Regions from separate parts of the Homo sapiens genome. Here region 2 is linked to region 1. The links are chromatin loops, found by intact Hi-C in ENCODE. Cell type or tissue: B cell. All regions are shown on one strand. Each heading gives the region's core, and the rest is flanking DNA. Links, peaks and the distances in the headings are about the cores only.

The links. A loop is a pair of places that touch in the nucleus more often than their neighbours do. Peaks named below come from ENCODE experiments on the same cell type or tissue, not always from the same donor. Only the 100,000 strongest peaks of a DNase experiment are listed, where the experiment ranks them.
Region 2: a loop joins it to region 1, with 2.2 times the contacts of the local background. A loop is called at or near these places in 4 of 110 quality-filtered maps.

Annotation. Positions count from the first base shown.
Region 1 is chr1:229,984,472-229,999,886 of GRCh38, reverse strand. No RefSeq gene overlaps it. Among named protein-coding and RNA genes, the nearest start is that of LINC01736, 11 kb to the left of the region's middle. In B cell, for the core only: no CTCF peak of the experiment used is centred there; a DNase peak (open chromatin) is centred at 6,626.
Region 2 is chr1:230,038,327-230,053,741 of GRCh38, reverse strand. No RefSeq gene overlaps it. Among named protein-coding and RNA genes, the nearest start is that of GALNT2, 21 kb to the left of the region's middle. RefSeq lists an enhancer at 6,739-7,239. In B cell, for the core only: no CTCF peak of the experiment used is centred there; no DNase peak of the experiment used is centred there; H3K27me3 peaks cover 504 bases.

The sequences.
Region 1 (15,415 bases), core at 2,430-10,429:
GGTTTGGGCCTTGGCTACATCTGGGAACATTGCTGCTACATACTGGAAGCATCACAAAAGCCACACTCAACAAGCATCCGCCGACTCTACCAGTTCCTTAGTTAGATTTAAAAAGGAGACCTGTGCTTCCTGTTTCCCGGCTGAGAAAGGCCGCTGTGTCTTCTTATATTCTTATTATTCCCAAAGGGCTGAGTTCTCCTCACTTTCTCCCACCTCCCCTCCGAATAAATAATTCACCACGGGGCTGAAATAAAATATGTAGTCAAAAGAGAGGGAAAGCAAGGGAGCAGAAATCCTGCAGCCTTGATTACAGTGTTAGCTTCTGCGAAGGCTGTAGTAAAGTCTGCATGGGGTGGGTGTCCCAGCAGGGGCCGGTCACTAGGAGCCCGCACTCCACGGCTCTTCCACTGTCACTCCATTTCCTCATTTTCAGCAATGACATTTCAGCCTCTGAGTGGAGGGCAGGTATTTGTCGAGGCAGCTCAGCAAATACATTTGACCTTTAGAAGAAAAAAAATAAGAGATCAGGAGACAGAAGAGAGGGGAAGAAATTCTCAGTGCATTATTTCCTTTTCTCCCTTTGGCAGAACAAGTGCTGAGAAAGAATTGCCAAGAGGCAGCGTCTGCTCCAAGTGTAGCGATTTAGTACGAATTCATGATTTCCCTTTTCCTTATTTCCCTTTTGATTAATCATGGAAAGGTCTGAATGTTTTCGTTAAAGAATTATGGCCCAGAACTTTCCTTGGCAGTCAGTTGCAACTGCTTCTAAAAAGGTTCTTGTAGTTCTTTGAGGCTGCTTCTCAGAGCGTTGGAAAATGGTGCATAACCAAAGTGACTCAGGCCTCTTTCAGGGAAACTGGGTAATATTAATTCTCCTATTTCACAGCTGCAAAACAAGAGATGAACTGAGGTTAAAGGCCCAATTCAAATAGCTCTAGCTCACGTATCATGGGGTCTGGAGATTTAAGGGGAGTACATAGGGAAGGAACAGAAAACAGACCCTGGGTTGAGGTGGCATCTCCTAAAAATTGTTATCGCACCTATTAAAGCCTTTATTTCTCACCTTATTGGTGAGCAAGCAACAGGGCAGAGATGTGCTGCTTCCCTGGTGACCACTCTTGCCACTGATGGGGCCATGGAAGAGCCACTAGACCCGGCTGGGCACAGTGGCTCGGTCCTTTAATCCCAGCGTTTTGGGAGGCTGAGGCAGGAGGATCACTTGAGCCCAGGAGTTCAGGGCTGCAGTAAGCTATGATTGCACCATTGTCCTCCAGCCTAGGTGAGAGAGTGAAACTCTGTCTCAAAAAGGAACCACTAGATCTAAAGCCAGGAGACCCTGCTCAGCCTGGCCTGGCTTCCAAGGCCTAACCTCTACTTCTCAGAGTGACTCGGGCGAGTAACTGCCCCTTCTCTCTGGACCCTCACAGTAGGGAGGGCTCAAAAGTTCTGCATGATAGTCGCTGGTCATAGCAATGTGGCACCACCTCCCCTCAGCCCTCCATAATTCACTTATGTGTTCTTGGACAGATCATGATAGCAAATACTTTTATGGCATTTACTCTGTGTCAGGCTGTACACTAAACCTTTGCATATATGCATGAATTTTTTTTTAACCTTACAACAAGTAGTGGTATTAACATTCCCATTTGCAGATGAGGACACTGAGGCACAAAGACATTGTGAAACTAACAGATTAAGAGTTTAATGCACAAAGAGATCACCTTCCCAAACTCACACTACAGTGCGGAGCTGAGCGAGGCAGCCTGGCTCCAGCGTCAGTACCTTGCCCTGATAGCTCTGTCCTCTAGCTTGATAGCTCTGTCTCCCATCTGCCCTCCTGGGAGGCTACTGGGGTCAATAGTCTTTTGTGCATCTTTTCCAAAAATGTTGCATGGCATTGATGCATATAAATAGACACAAATACAAATTGTAGCATTTATACTCTTCCTTTTTGCACCAAATACAATGACATAATTTATTTTTTTGAAACAGAGTCTCACTCCATCACCTGGGCTGGAGTGCAGTGTTGCAATCTTGGCTTACTGCAACCTGCGCCTTCCAAGTTCATGCAATTCTCCCGCCTCAGCCTCCCAAGTAGCTGGATTACAGGCACCCACACAACCATGCCCGGCTAGTTTTTGTGCGTGTGTGTGTGTGTTTTTTTAGTAGAGATGGGGTTTTGCCATGTCGGCCAGGCTGGTCTTGAACTCCTGACCTCAAGTGATCCACCTGCCTTGGCCTCCCAAAGTGCTGGGATTACAGACGTGAGCCACCACATCCAGCCAATAACATGATCCTTTTATATAAACTCATATAGAGCTGCCACATTCTTTTTAACAACTGCATAGTATATTCCGTCATATAAACCATAATGTATAAACTCACTTCCTGATGCATATTTAGGTTATTTTCATTATTTTACTATTACAATGAATACAGCAATGACTATTCTTGTAGATATATCATTTTGCATTAAGTGCAGTTTGTACAAAATGACTGCCCCAAAGATATTCACGTTCTAATCCCTGGAACTTTTGAGTATGTTATGTTATATGACAAAAAGGATTATGTAGATGGAATCAAGGTTATAGACCTTAAGAAACCAAGGTTACCCAGGATTATCTGGATGAACAGCCTCATAACATGAGCCTTTGTTATGGTCTAAATATACGCATGGCCCCTAAATCGTATGTTGAAACCTACTCCCCAAGGTGATGGTATTAAGAGGCGGAGCCTTTGGGATATGATGATGTCATGAGGGTAGAGCACTCTTGGGGTTAGTGCCCTCGTAAAAGAGGCCTGAGACGGCTGGGCGCAGTGGCTCATGCCTGTAATCCCAGCACTGAGAGGCCGAGGCGGGTGGATCACCAGGTCAGGAGATCAAGACCATTCTGACCAACATGGTGAAACCCCCTCTCTAGTAAAAATACAAAAAATTAGCTGGGCTTGGTGGCATGTGCCTGTAGTCCCAGCTGGCTGAGGCAGGAGAATCGCTTGAACCCAGGAGGTGGAGGTTGCAGTGAGCCGAGATCAGGCCACTGCACTCCAGCCTGGGTGACAGAGCGAGACTCTGTCTCAAAAAAAAAAAAAAAAAGGCCTGAGGGAACTTGGTTGCCCCTCCCACCACGTGAGGACACACAGAAGATACCATTTCTGAGGAACAGGCCCTGGCCAGTCACTGAATCTGCTGGTAAGGAAGACCTTGGACTGCCCAGCCTCCAGAACTGTGAGCAATAAATTTCTGTTGTTTACAAATTATTTTACCAAGTCTCAGGTATTTTGTTATATCAGCCCAGACAGACTAAGACAGCCCTTCAAAGCACAGAGCTTTCTCCAGCTGGAGGCAGGAGGGATGAGGGAATGCCAGAGAGATTTGAATCATGAGAAAGACAACTCACCATGGCTGGCTTTGAAAAAGAAGGATCCTTGAGCCAGGGAGTGTGGGAAGCCTCCAGATACTGAGAAACAGTCCTGGCTGGCAGCAGCAAGGGATCAGGGACCTCAGTGCTATGATTGCTTGGAACCAAGTTTTATCAATAACCTGAATGAGTCTGCAACTGGATTCCTCACAGGGCCTCTAGATAAGAGCCCTGGTCAGCCAACACCTTGACTTTAGCCTTGTGGGATCCAAAGCAGAGAAACCAGCTGAGCCATTTGGCTTTCTGAGCCATAGAAATGTGAGATAATAACTTTGTGGTTTTTTAAACACGAAATTTGTGGCAATCTGTTACAGAAGCAATAGAAAACTAGAGCACTGCTGATTACTTACAAGTAGAATAGCTGAGTCAAAGAGTACATGCATGGACAGATACTGGCAAATAGCTCCCCTTGAACTGAGACCTGCCTGAAGATACCTACCTTCTTGGAGCCTCACTTTCTATACCAGAAAAATGGGAATAACAACAACCTTGAGGCTATTGTAAGGATGAGAAAAACACACACACACATTCATATGTGTATACACACGCATGTATGCATACTTACATGTATGAGCATTGTATTAGTTCATTTTGCATTGCTGTAAAGGAATACCTGGGGCTGAGTTATTTATAAAGAAAGAGGTTTGTTTGGCTCACAGTTCTGCAGGCTGTACAAGCATGGTACCAGCATCTGCTCAGCTTCATGGAGGACTCAGAAGCTTTTACTCATAGGTATAAGTAGTGGTCCTTCTACCATGTGCACACACACGTATATTAGAGAGAACACTTCCACACTTTGCTTCTCGTAGGTGTGTTAGGTTGTTTTTGCATTTCTGTAAAGAAATACCTGAGGCTGGATGATTTATAAAGAAAAAAGGTTTATTTGGCTCATGTTTCTGCAAGCTGTACAAACATGGCACCACCATCAGCTTGGCTTCTGCTGAGGACCCCAGGAAGCTTATAATCATGGTAGAAGGTGAAGCAGGAGCAGGCACATCACATAGTGAGAGCAGGAACAAGAGAGCAAGGAGGAGGGCCCAGCCTTTTTAAAACAATCAGACACTGGGTGAACTAAATGAGCAAGAACTCACTTATCACCAAGAGGATGGTGCTAAGCCATGCATGAGGGAGCCACCTCCGTGATCCAAACACCTCCCACCTCCAACACTGGGAGTCACTTTTCAACACGAGATTTGGAGGGGACAAATATCCAAACCATATCAGTAGGTCTTCCATAAGTGACAGTTACTATATAGTTTCAGAATTAATTAAAATGCATCTGAACATTGTAGCCAACAGTTTACAGATGGAAAACTAGGCTCAAGATCGTCAGGTGATATGCCCAGGGTCAGGCCACAAAAGATGTGAACCATTATCCCCTCAACCCCAGCAGGGTGTGTTTTCACCCTGCTGACCTTGTCTCCAGATGCCTGGGGGCAGTGACAGGCCCCCTTTCAGGGAACAGGTGTCCTTTCCAGGTTGAGCACTGTTCCACACAGCCCATTAACATAGTGTCGCAGCCTGTCCCCGGGGGGATTACAATGTTCTCCCTGCCGCAGAATTCTAAAGGTGCCTTGTATTTTCTTGTGGTGCAAGGATTTGAGTGATGAAATACAGACTTCAACAAGAAATGTTGCCAAGACAACAAGGTTGCAGAACCAAGACTTTTTCTTTCTTGGAAAGAAATAGAAAGGATTATTATAATTTACCTCTCTTTGGGGGCAGGCCAGACTCTGGATAACATGAAACTTGAGTTGAACCATTTTTAGATTATTTATCTAAGTGGCTTCCAAATTTCATTTCACATGCTGCTGTATCAGAGTCACCTGGGGTGCTTGTTGGGAACCCAAAGTTGGGGTCCTCCTTTGACTTGCTAACTCTGAGTGTCTGGGATGAGGCCTGAGAAGCTGATTTGGAACAAGCTGCTCTGTGTGATTCTATTTGTATCTGGGTGTGGACACTAATGTTCCAGCATCTTGGATGGAAGACAGTGGTCCAGGCTGCATGAGCTGAGTGATAGGAAGCCCCTAGTAGAAAGCTCTTTCCTTGGAGCCACGGTCCTTCTCACTTGAATTGCCACCAGTTCAGAATGCCGTCTCGAAAAATAAAACTCAATGCTTTCATCAACGTGACAGCTTTGCAAGCACTTGAAGGCAAGTATATCCACAGTGTCAGACAGGCTCCCCAAACTCCTCCTGGGAGGCCAGAGCCTTCTTCTACCTCCCAGCTGCCCTTATGGCAGTGCCTACCTAGGCTTCCTCTCTTTGCTTCCACATCTTTTTGTTCATTTCATTCAGGGGCCTGTTTTCTTCCATGTCAGGGCTCTACAGGGCTCTGCTCACGCCAGGCTGATGTGTTCAGGAGTGCTAGTGGATTGATGTATCACTGCACTTCTACATATGTTGTTAACTGGCGTCTTCTGGTAGTAAATCCAATGGTTGCTGTGATGGTGAGAATGTCATCTGCTGGTGGCATGCAACTGGAGGGGACACTGGGCTGTGGAAGAGCCGGAGAGGGCACCTGCAGTTCTAGTACAGTGTCCATATCTACAATAAATTCTGAATTTGAGATGATGAAAAAAGATGCCTGCATATCACTGTCTCATCATTCTAATATTCCAGTTGTCTTGGTTCTACCCCTGTTCTAACCACTTCTCTGTTGAAAACTTGGGTTTCCTGCCCCAGTATCCATTCCTGTTCATTTTATCTATAGGATCAGACATTGCTTGTTCTTAGTTATCGATGTCTCTCTCCACTTTGTGGTCACATGGTGGGAACATTCCATGGAGATGTGGGTTATGAATTAAGTTCTCCAAGAGCTTCCGTCATCTCTTAGACCCATAATTCAGGTAATAGGTGAAGTGTGGCTGTGGGGCACAACCAGGCAAAGCATTTTTTACACACATATAACTAAGGAAACACAGGCTGGAATACCATCTAATCAATTAAGCTTTTTCCTTCCCTCTTTTAAAACATGTATGAATGTATATGTGTATGTATATAGACATACATACATATATAGACATACACATATACATACACATTATATATGAATATAGACATATATTCAAACAACAATGAATATAGACATATATTCATATATAATGAATTTATACAAAGTCATATATAATGACTTTCAGAGACACCAAGAGATCAAAGAACAATGAATCCATTTGAGAGAAGAGAGAACTGAAACTCAGAAAAGGAAAATGAAAGTCAGGCACAGTGATGTACACCTATAATCCCACCTACTTGGGGGGCTGGAGTGGGAGGATCACTTGAGCACTGGAGTTCAAGACCAATTTGGGTAACACAGCAAAACCTCACCTCAAAAAAAAAGTACAATTATATCTCTATAACTACAGAGTTAATTGTAGTAATTGAGTTAGAACTAGAATGTGTAGAATTTTTTACTGTATTTTATTACTTTATCGTATTTCTCATTAGGTAATATACATGGTTCAAACATCAGAATGATATAACAAAGATATATACTGAGAAGCCTGCGTATGCCTCTGTCCCGTCTACCTCCTTCCTCCCCATCTGCCCCACCCTCAGCTTTGTTTCTTGGGTATCCTTCTAGCCTGTCTTCTTGCAGATATAAGCAAATATAAATGCATATCATTATTTTGCACCCTTCCCAAAGGTAGCACGTTGAATACACTATTCTCTGTTTTTTCACTAATGAAATCCTAGAAAGCTTATTCTTTATTATTATCTTTTTTACAACTGCATTATATGTAGTCCCTTCTGTGAATGTACCATAGTTGTTTTTTGTTTGCTCTAACAGCTTGATTAAGATATAATTCACTTACCATAAACTTCATGCACTTAAAGTATATAATTCAGAGGGTTTTTTTTTTCAGTATATTCAGAGATGCACAACCATCACACAGGACCATAGCTTTCTAACCAGTTACCTCGAAGAAACAACTTGGGTTACTTCTCGTCTGTTACTGTTACCCCCACCCCTGAGAGCTGCAGCAAACATTCTGGGTTTTGCCTCTTTGTACACATACTTGGTCCTTCTCTAGGACGGAGATAAAAGAGCAGAAGGATTGAATGTCACACACACTGAAAATGTTGATAGTTACTTTGTTTTCCAGGTAGATGGTGCTAATTTATTTTATCACAAGCCACAATGGAGATGACCCTTCTCCCCAGTTCCCCTCTGGGGCAGGATATATTTTTTTTAAATTTTATACTTATGTGAAGAATAAAAAGTGACATATCATTGTTGTTTCAATTTAGGGTCAATTATACTTCTACTCTAAAAATACACTTTCCACAGTGGTGGCCGGCCTCCAAGATGGCTCATGAGGCCCCAGGCCTCCCTGGTGTGTTCTTCTCCCACAGTGAATCGGAGCTGGCCTGTGTACCCGACAGAGCTCAGCAGGAGTGATGTGTATGACTTCCAGGGCCAGGCACCACCTGTGCTTGGACCAATTGCTTTAGGGGGAGCCAGCTGCTTTATCATGAAGACTCTCTGTCCAGAGACCCATGTACCAAAAAGCAACTAGGCAACACCAGCTCACCAGCTGTGTGAGTGAGCCACTTCCAAAGTGGATTCTTCAACTCTGTCAAGCATTCCGATGACTGTGGCCCCAGCTGACATCGCCTGCAATCTCAGGAGAAGCCCTACACCCAAAGTACCTGGCTGAGCTACTCCTGAATCGCAGCTTTCAGAAACAGTGAGAGGTAAAAAAAATGGTGATTGTTGTTTTAAGCCACTAAGTTTTGGGGTGATTTGTTATGCAGTGATAGATAATTACTATATTCATCAATGTGCAAAGCATAACTGCTAACTCTTAAATGGTTTAATAGAGAGCGAGCTATAAATACACACACCTTGACACAAAAGGAATTACAAAAGTAATGGTGCTTTCTATCTCAGCTTTCACTGTTATTGGTAATTGTTTGCTGTGGTTCTCATTTTCCCTCTTCTGCTTTAAGGAGACGTTACTGGCATGCCTGCGTACAGTCTGTGAGTGACAGACAGCCGCATATCACTCCTGAGTCCCAAGCTGTTTGTTGCAGCTGGATTCAACTTTTCAGCTTTCCCAGGAGGTTTGGGATCAAGACTATTAACCTCCTGACTTCCCCTGATCTGACAGCAGGCGTCAGTTTGCCTCCTTGGATGTAAGTGCCGGGGGCCAAGAGGAGCTTCCATCCTTATTCTAAGGGCTGTATTCAGTGGAACATGTATTTTGGGTACAAGCATTTCTGGACTTGCGTTCTGGCAGTGGCACAAATTGCTTGTGACTGTTTCCTTTCCAAATGGGACAAACATTTCGTTTTGTTTTGTTCCTACCTGACCCACTTCTCCGGCCCAAGACCTGCCCTTTCTGGTCTCCTCTGCATTGAGCTGTCCTTGGTGTTCTATGCGAATGTGTCTAGCTTAACAAAAAATGGATAGAGAACAGAAAATCAGTAGTTGGCATTGGGAGGCTCTTTTGTCAAGAAAGCTATTAATTTACAGCCACATTCTGCAGTTAAAAAAAAATCTCAGTTATAGAAGAGCCTCATGCAAAAGAGGAATGTGCCCACAGTTTTCTCAGGAGCCCGTGGCAGCCTGCTTGTCAATATCCACACACTCCCTTCACTCAAGCAACCTTGATATAGAGGTTACTTTGAACAGAGCATTAAAGATTGATGAGCGATGAACCACGCTACCAGGGTGCTGGCAGTTTTCAAGCCTGACTTTTCTAGAGACTTGTCAGAGTAGCCAGATATTTCTATTTTAAAAATCTAAAAACTCATTTCAAAGGCCAAGTTTTAAAATAGGGCCATATGAATGTTTTCCTCATGGCCGCAATCCCTCTTGCATGCAGAGACAACATTTTCCTGCGGTGTGAGAGCTGTGCTGTCTGATAGGGTAGCCACCAGCCACGTGTGTCGATTCCAATCTAAATTCAGGAGCTGGAACACCTGCAAACCCAGCACTTTGGGAGGCCTAGGCAGGGGATCGCTTGAGGGCAGGAGTTCAAGGCCAGCCTGGAGAACATAATGCAACCTTGTCTCTACAAAAAATAAACAAAATTAGCTGGGCGTGGTAGCATATAACCGTAGTCCCAGCTACTTGGGAGGCTGAGGTGAGAGGATTACTTGAGTTGGGAATGCTGAGGCTGCAGTGAGTTGAGACGGCACCACTGCACTCCAGCCTAAGCAACAGAGAGAGACTCTGTCTCAAAATAAATAAACAAACAAAAAAAATAACTAGGTGCCATAGCTCAGCCTGTAGTCCCAGCTACTCTCAGGTACTTGGAAGCCTGAGGCAGGAGGACTGTGCAAGGCTAAGAGTTTGAGACAAGCCTGGGCAACATAGCTGGTCTTTAAAAAAATTTTTTTTTTTTTAAATCAGCCAGGTGTGATGGTATAGTCTCAGCTACTTGGGATGCTGAGGTGGGAGGATTGTTTGAGCCCAGGAATTTGAGGCTACAATGAACTTTGATCATGTCACTGCATTCCAGCCTGGTTGACAAAGAGGGACTCTGTCTCTTAAAAACCAAAAATGTAAATTCAAAATCATTAATATTAAACTAACTTAAAAATCCAGTGTCTCAATAACACTAGCCATATTTCCAGTGCTCATTTGCCACATGTGGCTGGTGGCTGCTATGCTCAAGAATGCACCTTGTAGAACGGTTCTATCACTGTGGAAAGTTCCATCAGACAGCTCAGCGTTGGGGTTTTGCTTGGTGCTCTGTGTGGAAACAAAACAGAAAAAACATTTCCCCTTCCCATCAAAGGGCCGAGAGTGCTAGAGTCAGACTTCTCTGTCTCAGATTTAACTAATATTTCCTAAATAGGGAAATAGGAAGTCTCTCTCCTAAGTAGGGAGACTCAATGGTTAAAAATAATCAAATTTTGGCCAGGCGCAGTGGCTCACACTGGTAATCCCAGCACTTTGGGAGGCCGAGGTGGGCAGATCACAAGGTCAGGAGTTTGAGACCAGCCTGACCAACATAGTGAAACCCCGTGTCTACTAAAAATACAAAAATTAGCCGGGCATGGAGGTGTGCGCCTGTAACCCCAGCTACTCAGGAGGCTGAGGCAGGAGAATTGCTTGAATCCAGGAAGCGGAGGTTGCAGTGAGCCGAGATTGCACCACTGCACTCCAGCCTAGGTGACAGAGTGAGACTCCATCTCAAAAAAAAAAAATCAAATTTTTAATGTTGACTATATACAATGGCCAAGAAGTAACTCTTCTGTGTTAAAATCAAACAACAACAAAAAAGAACAATAGAACATAGGTTCTTGTAGTAGATGTGTGTGATATTTTGATGAATGGAAGAGAGTGAGTGCTTTCCTACCTTATAGAAGCAATGCTTAGAAGAACTCCTTAATGCTTGCAAATGCTATTGGAGGTGGAAAGCATTGTTTTCTAAGTGCCAAGCGCTATTTCACTATTTATTAATATCAGTATCAATAATAGGAAAGCAAATGCTGTCTTTCTGATGGGCTTTCTTCTGATAAGTGAGTTCCAAAATGTATTTTGTGCATCCAGCTCTTCTAGACTTTAAAAGAGGGAAATAAAACAAACTCAAAAAAGAACATATGGAAAAACTGCAAGGGAAATAGACACTGTCTATTTATAAGGTAAGAGGAGCTCCGTGTTTTATGCATGTCTCGCACAATCTCAAGTTACAATCAAGAATACCCCTCTTCAGGGAGCACTGGGCACCTTAGGAATGTGTACTGACTTCTTGCTGAACAGGAACAAACCTATTTGAGTGGCATGCCGTGAGCCAACATGAATCGATACCAATCAGCCATAAAAGTAATAGCTAACATTTATTGAGAGCTACATCCCAGGCTCTGGGTAAAGTGCTTCATACGTATTATCTCATGTAATCACACAATTATCCAGAAGCTAGGTACTATGTTTTTATCCCCATTATACAGATATGCCAACTGAGGTAACAGAGGGTTTCCTGAGGGCACTGGGAAGGTAGGAGGAGGCCAGGGAACCAAAGTTTCGTGGGTGGAGTTTCGCAGTCTATGGAGGAATTGGGCTCTAATGGGTTCTAGAGGAAGCCCTGAGCAGCCGTGTTTTGCTGTCCAAAAGGGAGGGCAATCTGCTTGAGACCCCAACATTCATTGCCAGCTGAGGCTGGGATTAGTGATCCAGGCAAGAGAGAGAAAAGAATTCACAAATGAAAAAAAACAAAAACAAAAACAAATCATGGTTTTCTGGAGCCTCAGGGATTTCAACCAGCTAAAAAAGAGGACATTTGGAAAACTAGAATAGCTGTAGAGGGGTCCCCAGTGTCTTCAATAGCAGACGTTAATGCTTGGAGGAAATGAAAAACGGTACTGAGAGAGTCAGAAGGTTAAATAACTCTTAATTACCATACCCCTAGGTGCTCACAAGGTGGAACATTTATGAAACTCTTTTCCGTGGCAGAATCCTTAAACAGGCTCATCCTCCACATCTTCACGATGCTCAAGGGATGAAAAACTTCACATTCAAATTTCGCAAAGCAAGAAGCTCCCCCCCACGTTGGTGGATATTTGGGAAGGAAGGTTCTAGATGAGCTCAGAACCAGGAGTTTCCCTAGAGGAGCACTATATATAATCTGTTCTGAGAGGCTTTTGGACAATGCATGCAGAGGATTAGTCTGGAAGGATTTGTGCTGCTAGCAGGTGCTCTATGATTCCCACAGAAGAAAGGGCTAGTCAGATCCTAAACAGAGCTGCCTTGTCTTACGGAGGAAGACTTCTAGGCAGAGGGGATTCACAGAAAGATTTCTGGGACCCACCCCTTGGGAGCCCCGGGAGTGGGCCCAGGTTCTGCGCCAGCGGGAATGTCCTAGAGCCCATTGTCTTCCTTTTTTCTTCTCTAGAGCTGAAAGAACTCCCAACAAAGCACAAGGGGGTATTTAGGAGGCAAAGCCCTGCCGGCTCTGGTTTCTGGCTGCCCCACCTTTATCATGACACTGTGAGTTGCCATCCACCTTGGGGTCCCAAACTCACTAGTTGGGGCCAGCGACGTTATTGGTGGATTCCTTAAAGAGTGGAAGTTGAAAAAGATGGGAGCGAGGGGAGAGTTATTCTTATTTTTGGTGCCTATTAGAAGAGGTAACAGCCCATGTGATGACATTTAAGCTTGTTGATATTTTCCCCAAACCTTAATTATTTTCATGTAAATGACAGGAAGATTTTAGATATTAATAGGCCAGTGAACAAGTTACTTTTATGTCCCCCAGCTCCTTTCTTTCTGCCCTGTTAATTCAGCCTTGGATGTTCTCATCTTAGGGCAGGGGAGGAGCGTAAGTGCTGGGAACAGCTTGGGCTACCTGGTGCATGGTACGACTGGGTGTGACATCTGGGGTGTGTGATGGAGACACCAGACAGATGTTACAGGGTGTGGGCACAACATCTTAGCTGCTAGAACTTGCAAATTCCACCAGATAAGCAAACTGTATAGCAGGAGCCAAGATTTCAAAGACTTTTCTATTACTTTTTTTTTTATTTTTCAGACGTGGTTTCTATCTTCAAGGAGCTTTCAGTCCTGGGGCAGAGGAAACACACTCTTGTATCTGTGTCCTGTGTGTCTTCATCACCACAACATAAGTTCCAAGAGGGCAGGACTGATCTGGCTTGTTCCCTGCAGTATTGCTAGCATTCAGAGCAGTGGCAAGCAGTAACAGATGTTCAGCTTGATTTGTTGAATGAATCTAAAGGAAAAGACAGGGAGACACAAGAAAGATACACAGTATTGTGGAATTTAGCAGGAGGGTGAGCTTAACTACTACTGGAAGGATAAAGACATTATTTACAAAGAAGGTGCAGTTAGTGTTCCAATTGTTTTATCAAGTTAACTGAATTTACTACTCGTTAGTTAACAATGCACATAAAGCCTGCAGCACTTCATCAATTCTACTAAGTGTGGAGTTTCCAATTGTCCATGGAACCAGTCCTGAACTCACCCCAGAATTCTTTTTATTAAAGCATAATCTCTCTGAAGGCACAATTTAGAATATGCATGTACATTTTCTTTAATACTCAATTCCAAGTACTTTTCATTTTATGCTTGCAGATTGTAGATTACATGAAGTTGTAGAGAGGTATATGTTTACTAGAATCAAATGTTACTTGTGTCAAATCTAAGGGTGACTTCGAACATGAGGCCAGACACTTGGTTTTGCGTAGAAGATCATAGGAAGTTGTGCTGCAACAGTCATTTCATTCAGAAGATCTGTAGGTGAGTATCTCTTGGCGGGATGGAGTTCTAATGAATGCTGGGGAGTCTCATTAGAGAACTGAAGGCCAAACTGAGCCATCTTTGCACAGTTGCTTGAAGGTGGTAAGACGGACAAAGCAAATTCTCAGCTATGTGATTCAGTAGATACTGTCCAGTTTTGAATCATGACAACCAAGCATGCCACAATATTTATTTACCAAACATTGTGTGCAAGGCCCATGCTGTTTATGAAAGAATATTTACATAATGAATTGTGTGACACAGCCACTGCCTGTATGTAGCTTGTGCATCCAAAGGAACACATCATATGGATAGAGCATATGAAGCAGTAAGTGGTAAATGCCGAAGATACACTGGTTCCCACCCACCGCCCCGTCTCTGCCTTCCCCAGCTCTCTGATTCCTGACTGCAGTTTCAGTCCCACTCCAGGCCTGGAGTCAATTCTGACAGGCAGGAAGTGTATAAATAACCCTAGCCCTGTTCACTTCCAATGCATGTGGGATGTTGTGCAAAGCCTTAGAAGCGTCTGACATAGAATGCACGTTCAACAAGGGACGTTTGCATGAGTCCATGGTATGTTCAGGTGTCCAAGAGTGAATGAGAGGCAGAAAGCAGTACAAATCACAGTGATGTCGCACAGGAGGTAGGATGATAGGCACATACAAGGATACATGGAAGTCATGTTTTAACTGCTTAGGTAGGTCAGAGAAAGCCTCCCTGGAGAAAAAAGGTCTGGCCCCAGTCTCGAAAGAGTTTGCCAGGTGGGCGTGGGAGGCATTCCAGACCCAGCGGATGGCAGCAGGTGTGCATTAGGAGGCTATGAGTAGGGTTGAGCTTGAACATGGTGGAGGGGGAGGGGGCGAATTGGGGCTGAAATCCAGGTCAGGCTTCACGTGCCAAGTTGTATGTGCTGCCTGAAGGGACACATGGAGGTATCCTTCACTGTAGGCACTATGTGCACACCGTGCCTGGGCAAGGAGCAGGAGCAGGAGTGGGTAGCACAGCCTGGCTGTGAGTGACATGGTGGTGAATGAATGAGTGAATGGCTACTCTCGGTCCAGTGATGACCCACGGACTCTGCCTTCTCCCTACCTAATACTTCTGTTCCTGCCAAGCACAGGTGCTGTGGGGGTGGGGTGGCTAGTGCTATGAAGAGAGGTGCATTTTCTGGGAAGGACTGAAGACTGAGCTTCAGACCCTTCTCTGGCTTTGAGAGGGGTCACAGCAGTGTGTTCATATGATCACGTGTTTTTGTACAATTGCAAACACAGATATTTCCGTGTTCTTTTTCTTAGGCTCTCAAAATTGCACCACAAACACTGGGATCTGCCCTTGGCTATGAGCAGGGGTTGGATCTTCATCAACCCCAGGCGTCCGAGTTGCCTGAATTCACAGTGCTCCTGCCCCTCCTGCTGATCAGCTTGAGGACTGAGCTTCTGCCCTGGTCCTGCACAAAGTCCAGTGGGTTGTGTTGATCATCGTTGCTCCAGGCCCCTGTAAAGACTAGACATGTGCTCTGAATTGCTGGCCTTACTCGAGGTAGACCTGGGGGAGCAGGGAAGGGTTCTGAAGAATGGGCCAGTGGGGAGAGAAGACAGCAAGTGAAGGCAGGAGGCACAGAGCAAGCATGAGTCCTGGGGGTGGTGATGGGCTCCTCTGGCTGGGCTAAGGGGCTGTGCAGGAGGGGAGTGGAGAATGAGCCCCGCATTTGTTCTTCATATCTCAGGCTACACAAGAGAGCAAAGCATCCTAAGGAGCAACCACAAACAGAAGAAACAGAAACTGAATCC
Region 2 (15,415 bases), core at 4,370-12,369, 52 kb before region 1:
ATTCCCAGCACTTTGGGAGGCCGAGGTGGGTGGATCACCTGAGGTTGGGAGTTCGAGACCAGCCTGACCAATATGGAGAAACCCCGTCTCTACTAAAAATACAAAATTAGCCGGGCATGGTGGCACATGCCTGTGATCCCAGCTACTCAGGAGGCTGAGGCAGGAGAATCGTTTGAACCTGGGAGGCTAAGGTTGCAGTGAGCCGAGATCACACCACTGCACTCCAGCCTGGGCAACAAGAGCGAAACTCTGTCTCCAAAAACAAAACAAAACAAACAAAAAAAAACCAGACTTAGGTCCCTGCCCTCCTGGGGTTCCTACTGTAGTGCAGTGGTGGATGGGGAAGGGAGGGACTGGCAGTAAGCATTCAACACAATGAGTAGGTAGAGTAAATACAAATTGGCCCTTGAACCACATGAGGTCTACTCATATGTGGATCTTCTGCCACCCTTGAGACAGCAAGAAGAACTCCTCTTTTCCTCCTTTACTTCAGCCTACTCAACATGAAGACAATGAGAATGAAGACCTTTATGATCATCCATTTCCAATTAATGAATAGGAAATGTATTTTCTCTTCCTCATGATTTTCTTAATAATTTCTTTTCTCCGGCTTACTGTATTGTATGGACACAGTATTTAAGACATATACACAGTATGTGGTAATTGTTTATGTTATCAGTAAGTCTTCTAGTCAACAGTAGGCTATTAGTAGGTAAGTCTTGGGGGAGTCAAAAGTTATACGTGGATTTTTGACCACGAAGGGGGTCAGTGCCCTAACCCCCATGTTGTTCAAGGGTCCCCTGTAGTGTGTTAGAAGGTCACATGTACACTGCACACAAGGACAGGTGGAGCAGGGAAGGGGAGAGTGACAGTGAGTGCGGACTCAGTGGCCACCCTGGATATGGTGAGCAGGGGTTATCTGAGCCCAGACTAGAGGGAGGTGAGAGAATCAGCCAAGCAGGCACCTGGGAGAAGGGCCTTCCATGCAGGAGCTAAAGCAGTCAGGCGAAGTCTCTGAGGCAGAGCTTGTCCAGCCTGCATGGTGAATTGAGAATAAGAAGGAAGAGGTCGGAGCTGGGTCAGAAGGTCACAGTGAGTTGGAGAATGTAGGATCCTGCAGGGTGCTTTCAGGATTAGCTTCTACTCTGAGTGGAGGGTTTTGGGCAGAAGAGCAAACACATCTGATGCTGGCTGCTGTGTTGAGTTTGATTACACAAGGCAGGGGCAGAAGCAGTCTTTCCGACCTTTTGGGAAACTCTTCCGCTTGCTGGTGCTGAGACCAGTGTGGGAGCAAGCAGAAGAGAAGAGCCAGCAGTGAGGGTGGAACCAGCAGTATTTCCTGATGGGTGGGAGGTAGGGTTTGGGAGAAAGAAGGAGGTAAGTTTGGTTCCAAGATTTTTCCCTGAGCAATGAAAAGTTGGTGGCTGCTCTCAGCTATATTACTTGTTCACAATTCCGGAGACTGGAAGTTCAAGATTGAGGTGTCAGCAGGGTTGGTTTCTCCTGAGGTCTCTCTCCTTGGCTTGCAGATGGCCATCTTCTCTCTGTGTCCTCACATGGTCCTCCCTTGGAGTGCATCTTTGTCCCGGGCTTCTCTTCTTGTAAGGACAGCATTCATATTGCAGTAGGGCCCTCCCTAATGAGCTCATTCTATTCTAACTTGCTTACCTCTTTAGAGGTCCTATCTTCAAATACAGTTGCATTCTGAGGTCCTGGAGGTTAGGACTGCAACATGTGAATTTTTAGAGGGAGACGGTTCAGCCCATAATACAGAGAGATGAGATTAGATCAGATTTCTTCCTGACATGGTAAAGTTAGAGGCAGAATAAAGCTGCAGTGAAGGTGGGGCAGGTGCCGTTAGCTAAAGCTTCCCAGCAAATTAAAGGTGAGATTGGAGGCAGCCATGATTAGAGGTACAAGAAACAGAACTCCCCAGCTTAAGCAAAATAGGGCAAGTACAGGAAAGTTGGTCAGGTTCCAAAGGGCTGGTTCCCAGAACTGGGATCTCCACAAGAACCAGGTTCCCACGCGGCCTCTCAGAGCCTCCCGATCTCTTTCCCTTGGCTTCATGGCCATCTAAAACATCTGGCTTTCTCCACTGCAGCCCTGACAAGGTCAACCTTGGCCCTCCCAGGCCTGGTCTCAGGTGGCTTCTCACTCTCACCACCTAAAAGATTTTAGGAATGATCCCTGAGGCTCAACTACAGAATCCTAGGAATTGAAAATCTGCTTGGCGGAATCAAGGAAAATGCCTACCCTGCTTCAAATAGTGAAGGCTGGGGGAGGTCAGTGGGGGACTGAATGAGAGAGCCGTGGAATGCAAATATGGCAGAAGGGCCCATTCTAGATGCACTGCTGGAAGGTGAGGGCTGGGGTGAGTAGAACAGAGCAGAGTTGGGAGCTTGAAGAGAGAGCCAGAAATCTCCACACAGAGAGCCAGTCCTTTCTCCTCCACAGAGAGCCAGTCCCTGTGGACATAAGCCGAGGGCTCAGGAGAGATGAGAGAAAACAAAGCCAGGGTCTGAATGGCTATAGGAGTATGAGAAGCAGAGGCACAAAAAAGAGAAAGTGAAAGTTCTATTGACAAGACAATTTAGACCAGGTAATGTTTTATCCAGTGCAATTACACAGAATGAGGCAGAACAATAGAGAAATAAGTGAGGTCTCAGACACTTTCAAGGGGCTGATGGAAATAATTTATTTTGGTATCGTTTCTTTCATGTTCTTAGAATATATTGGGCACTTCAGGCAACTTACTATAGAGTGTAAAATATATATTATATATATAACTGCAGAGTATATGTCTATCAAGTGGTTCAGCCCAAATGCAGAAACCAATTTGCTACAGAATGAAATGAATCTGCCCAAAGTTGGGGAATATTTAGAAATATTTTTAAGATATTTAAAAGTCGATATTTTAAAAATATTTAAAATATTTAAAAGTTGATATCAAAGTTGATATTTTAAAAGTATCAACTTTGGTTTTTTGTTGTTGTTGTCATTTTTTTTTTTTTTTTTGAGACAGAGTCTGGCTCTATTACCCAGGCTGGAGTACAGTAGAATAATCAGGGCTTACTGCAGCTTCAGCCTCCCAGGCTCAAGCCATCCTCTCATCTCAGCCTCCTAAGTGGCTGGGACCACAGACACACACCACTGCACCTGGCTATTTTTTTTTTTTTTTTTTTTGTAGAGATGAGGGTCTCACCATGTTGCCCAGGCTGGTCTGGAATTCCTGGGCTTAAGCAATCCTCCCACCTTGGCTTCCCAAAATGCTGGGATTATGGGTGTGAGTGACAGCACCTGGCCTCAGCTTTGGTTTTGATGACTGACATTTAACAGATGAGACTAGTCTTGCCACCTTCTTTGCCTCTCTCACCCATCAAAGGCAAAGAGCTACCTGTGACAAACGGTATCACAGCAGGCGTGTCGTACTCTCTTGGGATCTGAGCTTGCTTTTCTCTAACATGGACATCACAATGCCTATCCTGCCTATCTCTCCAGGTGACATAGGAGGGGCTCACCTGAAACACAGTGTATGCAAAGACTTTTCAAAGAGCAGAGTGAACGTATCCCCTAGGGTATGTGTGACATTCTCCTGTAGTTTGTTCTACAATGGTGGCAGGCAACTGTGGTGGTGGTGGACAGGGGTGGGTGGTCCTCTTTTATAGGCTGAGTCCCAAATACAGGCTTTGCACTAGGTGTCACTGCAGTGGAGGCAGGCTGGCTGTCAGCCCAGACCTGTTGGGGACTTGTCATGTCACATGTGATTCAACAACAACTGCAAGTGATGTTGACAGAGCTGGTCCAGATGCTGAATGCTGCAGTGCAGACAGTTTGATAAACGACTCGTGAAACACCATCTTCTATGCCTCTCCCTCATTACTTCATTCAGATATGTATTCAGGGACTTCTAGTCTTATTACTTTGTCCTCTGGACTTTGGTGCCACATTCTCAAGAAGGTGGCATAGCTCATTGTCATCAAGGGTTAAAAAATTAAATTCATTCTTTCATTTAATAAACAGTAGATTTTATTGCCCCCCTTCCTATCTATTTGCTTATTTTTCATGTCTTTGTCCCTGGCACCACAAGGTAAAATATGGTAAATCTGCAATCCTATGAGAAAAGCCCTAGACATCGGACCTCATTCTCTTGTGAATAACACCAGGGTACTCGCTCTCAGTTCAGCACAGCAGCTCTCTAGTAGAAGCTGCTGAAAGCCTCTGTATCAAGTAGGGAGCTCTGGTTGCAAGCCCAATTGCAAGTGCCTCATCTTGCTCATGGACCTGGAAAGTCTAGGTATGATGCTTTATTGTATTAAATACATTTGTCATTCTTGACTGCTCAAAATTGCTTAAACATCCTCTCCACATTTCTGGTCATTCCCCACATTGTAAATTCCTCCTTTCCAATGAAAAGACCCAGTCCCTCTTGCTGCTGGGGAAATAGATTCTATCACTCAGTTGCACTCTCCTATAACTTCTATTGGGAAGTAGGGTGACCAACCATTCTGGTTTGCCTGGCACTGAGGGAGTCTTGAATGTGAGACTTTCTGTGCTAAAATTGGCAAAGTCCTGGGTAACCTGAGCTGAGTTGATCACTCTATTTGAAGCCAGCTATAAAAGACAAGGGCCAGGGGCATCCATTGCGTTGGCCCAAGCAGAGGCTGCTCAGGTTGATGGCAGCAACAGTTTCCATTTCACATCAGTTCTGCAAAGAAGAGCTGGAAGCTGTCCCTGTAAATGCAGCCCAGAGACTACTTCCCACCATTCTCTGAGCCTCTGAATAGTCTTTATTGTATTACAGGCTTTAAACTACCTAAAGGGAGCTCTGTTGACTGACAAGACAGGCGGACTTCAGGTGTAGTTGGTCAGTGGCTTGGAGGTTCAGTGATGTCCTAGAAGGCTGTGTCTGCCTCTCTAGTCTTCTGTCCAGCTCAGGTGGCTCCTCTTGTGGTTTTTGGATGCCTGCCATGTACAACAAGGGCCATAACCTTTCCTCACTGATATCCAGTGGAAGAGAGAGAGTGCTTCTGGGTCATAATTCCAAGCAGACCCCAGAAATTTACCCTGATTGCACGGACTTAAGTCATACTTGTTTTAAAGTGTAGGCTTTATTATTATTCAGGTATGATGAGGCCAACAGGTCATGCAATGACCACCACTGAAAAGATAGTTTGTTACTCACAGTTCCTGAGATGAAGCAATCCCTGCTGGTGCAGGCGGAAACACCAAATTGGATCTCAGGGCAATGGGAGAGAGGGAAAAGCATGACCAGGACCCTTTACTGTGGTTTCCACAGGAAAGGTTAGGCAAGGCACAGTAAGCAGGCTTAGGACTGGCTAGTATGAATAATTTCAATGGGCTCTGGAGTGTAGGGGCTGGCCCAGGTTGGCTGTACCAGGCCCTGGGATGATTTAAGGCACAGGAATATTGCTTCCTGGAGTGCAAGAGCCAGATAGGAGAGGTGGCTCAGAGTATGAGCTCTGGATTTGTTAGTTTGCCTATGAAAGACCTGGGTGGACCTTTTGCTACTCTATCTCTGAGCCCTGGAAGAGGCAGTCTCTCTCCAGTCAGTGAGGACCTAGATGTCAGAGCATCAAGAATACAGAAAATAAGAAAATACAATTAATATAGTACTCTCACCAAAATAATGAAATGGCCAGAGGAATGGACAGTGCTGACTGGCTTAAGGTCAGTCAAGCATTTCCAAAAGTGCTTAGCCTGTGATGGAAAGAGGTAGATGCCAGAATTAAAATTGGTTTTCTGTTAGGCAATGGAGAGGTGGAAGGAAACAGACACTGGTGAGATCACAGTGAATGTCATGACATACATCTTGCTTTTACTATCTGTAAAACCTTAAGGTTTCGCTCAAAGATGACCACTAGCATAAAGCCTTCTGCAGACCCAGCCCACAGAAACTCTCTCCACTAAGTGTTGCTCTACTATTGAGTACACCATGCACACATAGATCCCATATCTTATTACATGGTAATGACTCTTGTACCCATCCGTCACTCCTACTATCCTGTAAGGTCATGAAGGGCTAAAGCCCTGCCTCATACATCTCTCTCTTGTTCTCCAGCAAACTATGGTTGCATGCAACCTCATACCCAGCATCACAGGCATTGCAGACAGCGTTACTGAATGACCAGTCCTTGATTTCAGGGTGTTTAAAGCCTTGCCTAACCAGGAACTCTGTTCTGTAAGAACTTGGACTACAAAAATACAAACATCTCCGTCTCTTCTTCTTTTCTTCTTCGTCTTCCTCTTTCTCCTTCTCCCCCTCCTTCTTTGTCAGTTGCACAGTGCTGAGGACTCAGGCCTCCAGCTTTCTCCAAGTAATCTTCACCTTATTGTTGTATGTCTGTCCTCTCAAACCTCCTGTTGAAATTTGATCTCCGTGTTGGAGGTGGAGACCAATGGGAGGTGTTTGGGTCTTGGGGGCGGATCCCTCAGGAATGTCTTGGTGCCATCCTCGAGGTAATGAGTAAGTCCTTGCTGTATGAGTTCCCACAAAGCTGGTTGTAAAAAAGAGCCTGGCATCTCCCCCCGCACCTCTTGCGTTCTCTCTTGCCTTACGATCTCTGCACAGGCTGGCTGCCCCTCAGCTTCCATCATGAGTGGAAGCAGCCAGAGGCTTTCACCACATGCCTAATCTTCCAGTCGGCAGAATCACGAGCCAATTGAACCTATTTACTTTATAAATTACCCAGCCTCAGGTATGCCTTGATAGTAACACAAATGGTCTAAAACATCAACACGTTGGCCCACTCTTCTGTCCTTAAAGACCAGTCATCACGGAGCATCTTCCTCCCTGGAAGCAGATGCCATTACCTGCTTATTAAAGGCTGAGTGAGGTTAGGTAGGGGGATGGCCAAGACTGGCTTCTGATATGGAAAGAGGTTCTCCACTTGGATCAACAGAGCAAGCAGTTTGAAGTAGAAGTCATGGCTCATTATTCAAAGGCTTCTTCCCATCATGTTCTTTCATGTGGGGATGAGAATTGAGAAGATAACTTTTCTTCTTCAATCAAAGAGAGCTCACAGTTAAAGTACTGAAAGAGAAAACCTGTCATTTTGAAATGAGCAGGCCAGTTGTCTCAAAGGAAATTATCAGCATATTTCAAGAACAGCATTGTTAAAGCAGCCTTGAGAGCTCAAAAGCACGAGAAATCAAACACTGTAAGTTAAACAGAGGAGATCAATCAGATCCTAGTGCAGGGGGCTTGGAACTCAGAGACATCCGCAGCAGGCGTTTTCCTTGATTGTTTCTCAGCTTCCTTTGCAGCTGACATGATTACAGAGAGGCCCAGGTAGCAACTCCTCACCTGAGAAACGCGAGTGGATGCCCAGGAGGGAGGAGCTCCCGCAGTCCTCCCAATAACCTGAGAAAGCAGCACCATACCGGGAAACGGAACAGAAAGGTCCACACCCCAACTTTTCCCAAGAGTATTCTGTGGAGCACCTGAATCATGAGATGCTCTGTAATCAAATACGTTTGGGAAACGTTATACACTCTAAATCCCCTTACAGGTACATTAGAGATTTTGGCGTGTCAAAAGCCCTGAGAAGTCCTGCAATAGAAGAACCTGTTTAACTGCTGCTAAGCCCAGATTTCTCAAACATATTTGGCCAGACAATTTTCTTTTTTACTCCAGAAAACATCCTGTGGAACTAGCATTTCCTAGCACACAATTTAAGAAACACTGCCCTGCCTCATTTTCAGGTTTCAATTTGGCCACCACTTTCAGACTCTTCCCCTCCCAAGACTTTTTTTTTGAGATGGAATCTCACTCTGTCGCCCAGGCTGGAGTGCAGTGGTGCAATCTCAGCTCACTGCAAGCTCCGCCTCCTGGGTTCACGCCATTCTCCTGCCTCAGCCTCCCGAATAGCTGGGACTACAGACGCCCGCCACCATGCCCAGCTAATTTTTGCATTTTTAGTAGAGACGGGGTTTCACCGTGTTAGCCAGGATGGTCTCAATCTCCTGACCTCGTGATCTGCCCGCCTCGGCCTCCCAAAGTGCTGGGATTACAGGTGTGAGCCACCGCGCCCGGCCTCCTCCCAAGACTTTCTAACAGAACCACTGTAAAGTTTGAAAAGACCCTGCAAGTCAGGCCTCGCATTAAGGGAAAAGTCCAGCACTGTCTAGACAAGGGGTCAGAACAAGGCTACAGATGATCAGTGTGGGGTTCCCAGGGCATCATGGCCCAGACTCTGGTGGAAATGAGAGTGATTCGCAGGGACATGGCGGGAGAGAAGGCCTGACTGGTTGTGTAGACTGACAGCCCTCGATGGGGTGTGTGGGAAAGCCACAACTCTGTTCCCATGAGGGGCTCCGGAAACTCAAGTCACCTCAGGCAAATCTGGATAGAAGACAGTGGCAGTAGATTCTATGCCCCCAATAGAGAGGATGTTTCTCCTAATACACAGTGTGTCATCATCATCCTTGGCTCAGGGCTTAACAGTGTGAAGCGGATAGCTGTCAGGCACCATTGCAGACACCTGGGTGGGACTGAGACCACCTGGAAGGACACCTGTACTGACATAAAAAGCAGTGAATTAAGAGGTCAGGAGCCTGCCTGGCAGACAAAGTCACTATTAATTGCTAATGCCAAGAGAGAAGGTAGGGAGTCAAGGCAAGGAAATGAAGGGCACTGTGCCAGCTGTGTACAGTCATGTGGGTTGTACGCTATACGGGGAGCGGGTCAAGGGGGTGAGCAAGGGCTAAAATCTAACCTAGGTTCCATCTGCCAGGCTAGAAGCCCTCACATGGGACTACACATAAAAGGAAGCTTTTACTAATTCACACAAAGTCTGACAGGGACCCAGATGCGCTGGATGCCAAACGCTAGCTTGTGAAGTGAAAGGAACAGGGGGATCTGGCTGGGGTCTTTCAGCACACTCGCCATGCAAAATTTGGGCAAAACATGGGTAAGAAACTGACACTGTAGGCAAATCCAAAAATCCCAAGCTGGCAAGGGCTGGCAGCCAAACGAGACACAGAGAAAAGGACTCAGGTCTAGTCAGCCCAGGTGAAGTCAACTGTCCTAACAGTGCCTCTTTGAAAGCTCCAAGTCTCCGCCCTTGGGTACTCTTTCATAAGGGTTGACGGCGTGGTTTTGACCTACACATCTGACCATGTGTGACCTCTTCTTTGTTTGTTTTTATTTTTGTTTTTCGGTTTTTTTTTTGAGATGGAGTTCCGCTCTTGTCTCCCAGGCTAGAGTGCAATGGCATGATCTCTGCTCACTGCAACCTCTGCCTCCCAAGTTCAAGTAATTCTCCTGCCTTAGCCTCCCGAGGAGCTGGGATTACAGTCATGTGCCACCACGCCTGGGTAATTTTGTATTTTTAGTAGAGACTGGGATTCTCCATGTCGGTCAGGTTGGTCTCGAATGCCTGACTTCAGGTGATCTGCTCACCTTGGCCTCCCAAAGTGCTGGGATTACAGGCATAAGCCACCGAGCCCACCCTAATTTTTGTATTTTTAGTAGAGACAGGGTTTCACCATGTTGGCCAGGCTGGTCTCGAACTCCTGACCTCAGGCGATCCACCCACCTCAACCTCCCAAAGTGCTGGGATTACAGGCGTGAGCCACCACGCCCAGCCTCTTCTCTGTTTTTAATAGAGTAACAAGAGCCAAGGATCTAAGGAAGCCTTTACAGCCAGACCTGGGAACAGGACTGGAAATGCAGCACCTTGCTCTAATGATATTTAGAGACTGCCCAGAGGAATGACTTTTCAACAGTGCTCAATGTCTGTGAACCTTGGGTTTTATAGAACATGGTCTTATAGGTCTCATGGTCAAGGGCATCATTTCAGACATGTTTAGTGCTGCCATTCAAGTTACGTATTTCTTTGAGGGACATCATGACTAACCTACGGCTTACAATATGTCCCCTCTCACCTGGTCACCAGTGTTTTTTTTTTCTTCCCTAATCAGCTCTACTTTACCCTCCCTGCCTCCTCCAGCTGATCTTTAAACTTTCACCATTTTCTTTTGTCACATGCCATTTTTACTGGATGACTGTACCTCCCACAATATACAAAACATAAATGTCACCAGAAATGAGCTTTTTGAAGCTTTCTACCAAGTATCACAAACTTTAGTTCTAATGGCATTTATTCTTTGCTCATTCTCTCTTGTCTACAGAAGAAAATCTCTTTTCCAACTTAAAGAAAAAGATTCACTTGATTCTGCCTGACCTTCAAGCTACTTCTCTCTTGCTCTCTATCACAAAACTTGTTAAAAGAGCATCTGAGACTTCCACTTTTGCCCATGAAGGACTACTGGGGCCGGAATTACCCTCCCACTTTACACAACTTGAAAACTGGACAAAATGATAAGAAATCATGTTTTTTTTCTTCAGAAATTGGACAATAGGCAGTACAAGATTGAGACTGCTGAGCGAGGGTGACAAACAAGATAGCCCTACAGTTGCCCCAGCTAAGTGCCAGGAGGCAATTTCCAGGCTGTAGCGCAGGAAGCAGTTCCCACACTGTCTGAGGATTACACTGAGCTCAGGAGAAAGAGATCAGAAGTGGGAGGGAGGAAGCCAAAGTGGTTAGAATTTGTGGAACAGAATACTGAAGAAAAAAAGAAGGAGCTGCACCAAGAAATAGCTCAAGAAACCTGTGGAGGAAACCAGGCACACCTTTAGACGAACACTGACCTGCCCACGTGTGAAAGGGAACTACCTGGACCTGGGTAACTACTCTGCAAGGCAGTAGGCTAAACATTCCTGGTGCTCGCACATAAGCAGGAATAATTTGTGTTCCCACTAGCCAAATGGACAGACCTTGCAATAAATACACAAGACAGGAAAATACCATCTTACTAGTTGGGATAAATTATTAGCCTTAGACTGAAGGCTGACTCAGACATGCCCCCGAAATGCTTGATAGCAGGCTTGAAAGGAGCAAACTGATTCCAAATAACTTAATTGTCTACCAGAACTAAGTCCAACACTTTTTAAAGGAATCAAAAGATTCAGCACCCCCAAAATGTAAATCCCAAAATATTCATGATCCAATAAAAAATTACTAGAAATGCAAAAAGCAAGAAAATTTGAACCATTATCAGGAGACAAAGTAACCAATAGAAACACCCAGAAATGAAAGAGATGATAGAGATGACAGAATTAGCAGATCAGAATATTAAAATGGTTACAAATAAGTTCCATTGTATAAGAAAGTAGAGGAAAAGGATACAATGAAGCAATAAATGAAAGAATAAAAAGACATGAGTGAAGCTTATAAAGATGAAGAATACAATATCTAAAATATAAATACAGTAAAACATTAAGTGGGATAAAAGGGATAATTTCATAATAATAAAGAGATCAAGTAATCAAGAGGATATCAAAATGCTAAATATGTATTAACCTGATATCCCAGCTTCAAAAGAAATTAAAACTGATAGAACTGAAAGAAGAAGTAATCAAGTTCACAGTTATAGTTAGAGATTTCAACATCTCTCTCAATGACTGATGGAACAGGAAGAAATAAAATTAGTAAAAATATAGAATATTTGAACAACACTATCAACCAACTTGTCATTTATGTAACACTCCATCTCAGAATAGCACAATATACATTATTTTTAAGTGCATATGAATCATTTAACAAAATAGACCATATTCTGGATCATAGTATAAGTCTCAATGAATTTAAAAGGATTTAAGTCATACGAAGTATGTTTTCTGACCACAAAGGAATTAAACTAGAAATCACTTACAGAAAGATACCTTAAAAATCCTCCCAAATGTTTGGAAATTAAACTACATACTTCTAAATAACCCCATGAGTCAAACAAGAAATGACAAGAGAAATTAGAAAATATTTGAACTAAATAAAAATGAAATTATTTGCACCTTAAATATATACAATAAACAAAGAAGAATCTCTGAGGGTGAACAAAATGAAAACGTAACATGTAAACATTTGTTGGCTGCAGCTAAAACAGTACTTAGAAATCTGTAGCATGTTATGCGAATGTAGGTAGATAGCTTGAAAATGAATGAACTAGCTCTCCACATAGCCCTATATGTATTAGGGAAACTAAATTTATAGCTTAAAACTTAGTCTTAGCAAATTAAGGCTAAGTTAATCAGAAGAAACAAAATAGTAAATAGTTAAAAAGAAACTAACGAAATAGGAAACATAACAACAATAAAGAACGATCAATGATAGTAAAAGCTGGCTGGACCTGATGGCTCATGCCTGTAATCCCAGCACTTTGGGAGGCCAAGGCGGGTGGATCACCTGAGGTCAGGAGTTCGAAACCAGCCTGGCCAACATGGGGAAACCCCGTCTATACTAAAAATACAAAAAATGAGGCAGGTGTGCCGGTGTGCACCCAGCTACTTTGGAGGCTGAGACAGGAGAATTGCTTGAACATGGGAGGCGGTTGCAGTGAGCCGAGATCGTGCCACTGCACTCCACCCTGGGTGACAGAGTGAGACTCCGTCTCAAAACAAACAAACAAACAAACAAAACCCACAAAAACCTAAAAGCTAGTTTTGTTAGAGGATAAATAAAATTTATAAGACCCTTCCCCTGTGAAACTAATAAGACATAAAAAAGATAAGAGATGAAAAGATAAAGAAAAAAATTTATAAAGAGAGAAGACACAAGTTACTAATATTAGGAATAAGAGAAGGGCCACCACTTCACCTTTGATAAATATTAAGAAGATATAAGGGAAAGGGGTGGACAATTTATGTCAATAAATTCAGCAAATGGAATAAAATGAAAAAATGTCTTGAAAGACACAAACCTCACTTGGGAAGAAATGTTATCAATAGCCCTGTATTTATTAGGGAAATTAAATACATAGTTTAAAACTTCCTTAGAATAAAGAGAGTAATTTTACAGTGGAGGAACCTGGCAAGCCTGACCTCAGCAGGAGAAACTTAGTATCAACAGTGATTCCAGTTGATAGTGCATACCGTGGTGTGATGTGATGGCAATGGCGCTTTACCTCTGTAGTCTTCCTCTCAAAAACCCATCGTCCCAGTATAGTTTCAGAAAACATCAAACAAAGCCCAACTGATGGACATTCTACAAAATTCCTAACCCATATTCCTCAAAACTGTCAAGGTCATCGAAAACAAGGAAAGTGTGAGGAAACTGTCACGACCAAGGGGAATCAAAAGAGACGTGATGACCAGAGGTAATGTGCTACCCAGGATGCGATCCCAACAGAAAAAAAGACATTCAGTAAAAAGAAAAGGTGAATGAAATATGGACTTTCGTCAATAATAATGCATCAGGCCTGGCTCCGTGGCTCACGCTTGTAATCTCAGCACTTTGGGAGGCCAAGGCAGGTGGATCACTTGAGGTCAGGAGTTCGAGACCAGTCTGGCCAACATGACAAAAAACCATTTCTACTAAAAATGCAAACAAATTAGCCGGGTGTGGTGGTGTGCACCTGTAGTCCCAGTTACTCAGTAGGCTGAGGCAGAAGAATCACTTGAACCTGGGCAGCGGAGGTTGCAATGAGCCAAGATCGCACCACTGTACTCCAGCCTGGGGGACAGAGCGAGACTCTATCTCAATTAAAAACATAATAATAATAATAATTCATCAGTATCAGGTCATAGTTGTGACAAATATACAATGCAAAATATCAATGGTGGGGAAACCAAGTATGAAGTATATGGAAACTCTTGATACTATCTTCACATCTTTCCTGTAAATCTAAAACTATCCTATGATAAAAAGTTTACTGAAACACACACACACACACATACACACACACACACACACAAAGAGAGAGAGAGAGAGAGAGAGAGAGAGAGAGAGACAGAGAGAGAGAGAGAACTCCAGGCCCAGATGGCTTCACAGCTAAATTCTATCAAATATTTAAAATATAAATAATGTCAATTCTACACAAACTCTTCCAGAAATAGAAGAGGAGGGAACTTTTTCAACTCATTCTTTGAGGACAATATTGTTCTGATACCAAAACTATACAAAGACAGTAGAAGAAAAGAAAATTACATACCAACATCTTTCAAGAACATAGTTAATGAAAATTCTTGACAAAAAGTTTAGCAAATCAAATTTAGTAATATAATCCAGAATACATGATTATGAAGTAGGATCTCTACCAGGAATGTAAGGTTGGTTTAACATGTGAAAAATTAATGTAATTCATCACATTAACAGATTTAAAAAGAAAAACTAGGCTGAGTATGGTGGTGGTTTATGCTTGTAATCCCAGCATTTTGGGAGGCTGAGGCAGGAGGATCTCTTGAGGCCAGGAGTTTGAGGCCAGCCTGAGCAACATAGTGAGACCCTGTCTCTACAAAAATGAAAAAATTAACTGGGTGTGGTGGTGTACACCTTCAGTCCTAGCAACTCAGGAGGCCGAGGCCAGAGGATTGCTTGAGCCCAGCAGTTTGAGGTTGCAATGAGCAATGATCATGCTACTGCATTCCAGCCTAGGTGACAAAGTGAGACCCTGTCTGAAAGAAAGAAGGAAAGAAAGAAGGAAGGAAGGAAGGAAGGAAGGAAGGAAGGAAGGAAGGAAGGAAGGAAAGACAGGAAATATAGTCATCTCTATAGAAAGACCATTTAATGAAATTTAATACCCATTTATGATTAAAAACACTCAACAAATAGAAGGGAAATGGAATAAAAATAGAAGGTAATTTTTTCTCAGCCTGATAGATACATGCTTAGTGATGAAAGACAGAATGTTCCACCTCTAAGATCTGGAGCAAGGGAGGGATATTTGCTTTTGCCCTTTCTATTTCATTTTGTACCAGAGGTCTTCATCAGTGAAATAAGACCAGAAAAAGAAGTCATATGCATAAATGTAAAAGTGAAAAATAAAACTGATTATATTCACAAATGATGTGACATGATTATATATGTATAAAATAGTAATGAATTTACAAAAATGGTAGCAGAATAGGTGAGCTTAGCAATGCCAATATATAAAAATGAGTTGCATTTTTATCTACTAGCAATGAACAATTCGAAAATTAGATTAAAATATATACATATAAATATATACATATAAAATATATACAATATATTTACAATTGCATCAAAAGAACAAAATATTGTGATATATTTCACAAAATATGTACATGACCTGTACACTGAAAACTATTTCATACAAAAGAGTGCTGAGAAAAATTAAAGATGATGTCAACAAATGAAGAGATATTTCATAGGTTGGAAGACTCAGTAGTTTTTGATGTCATTTCTTGCCAAATTTATTTGTAGAATCTGAATCACAAGAATCACAATCCCAGCAGATTCCCTGGGTAGACATTTAGAATAGCAAACCCTTGTTCTCTTTCTTTTCTTTTCTTTTCTTTTCTTTCTTTCTTTCTTTCTTTCTTTCTTTCTTTCTTTCTTTCTTTCTTTTTCTTCTTTCTTTCTTCCTTTCTCTCTTT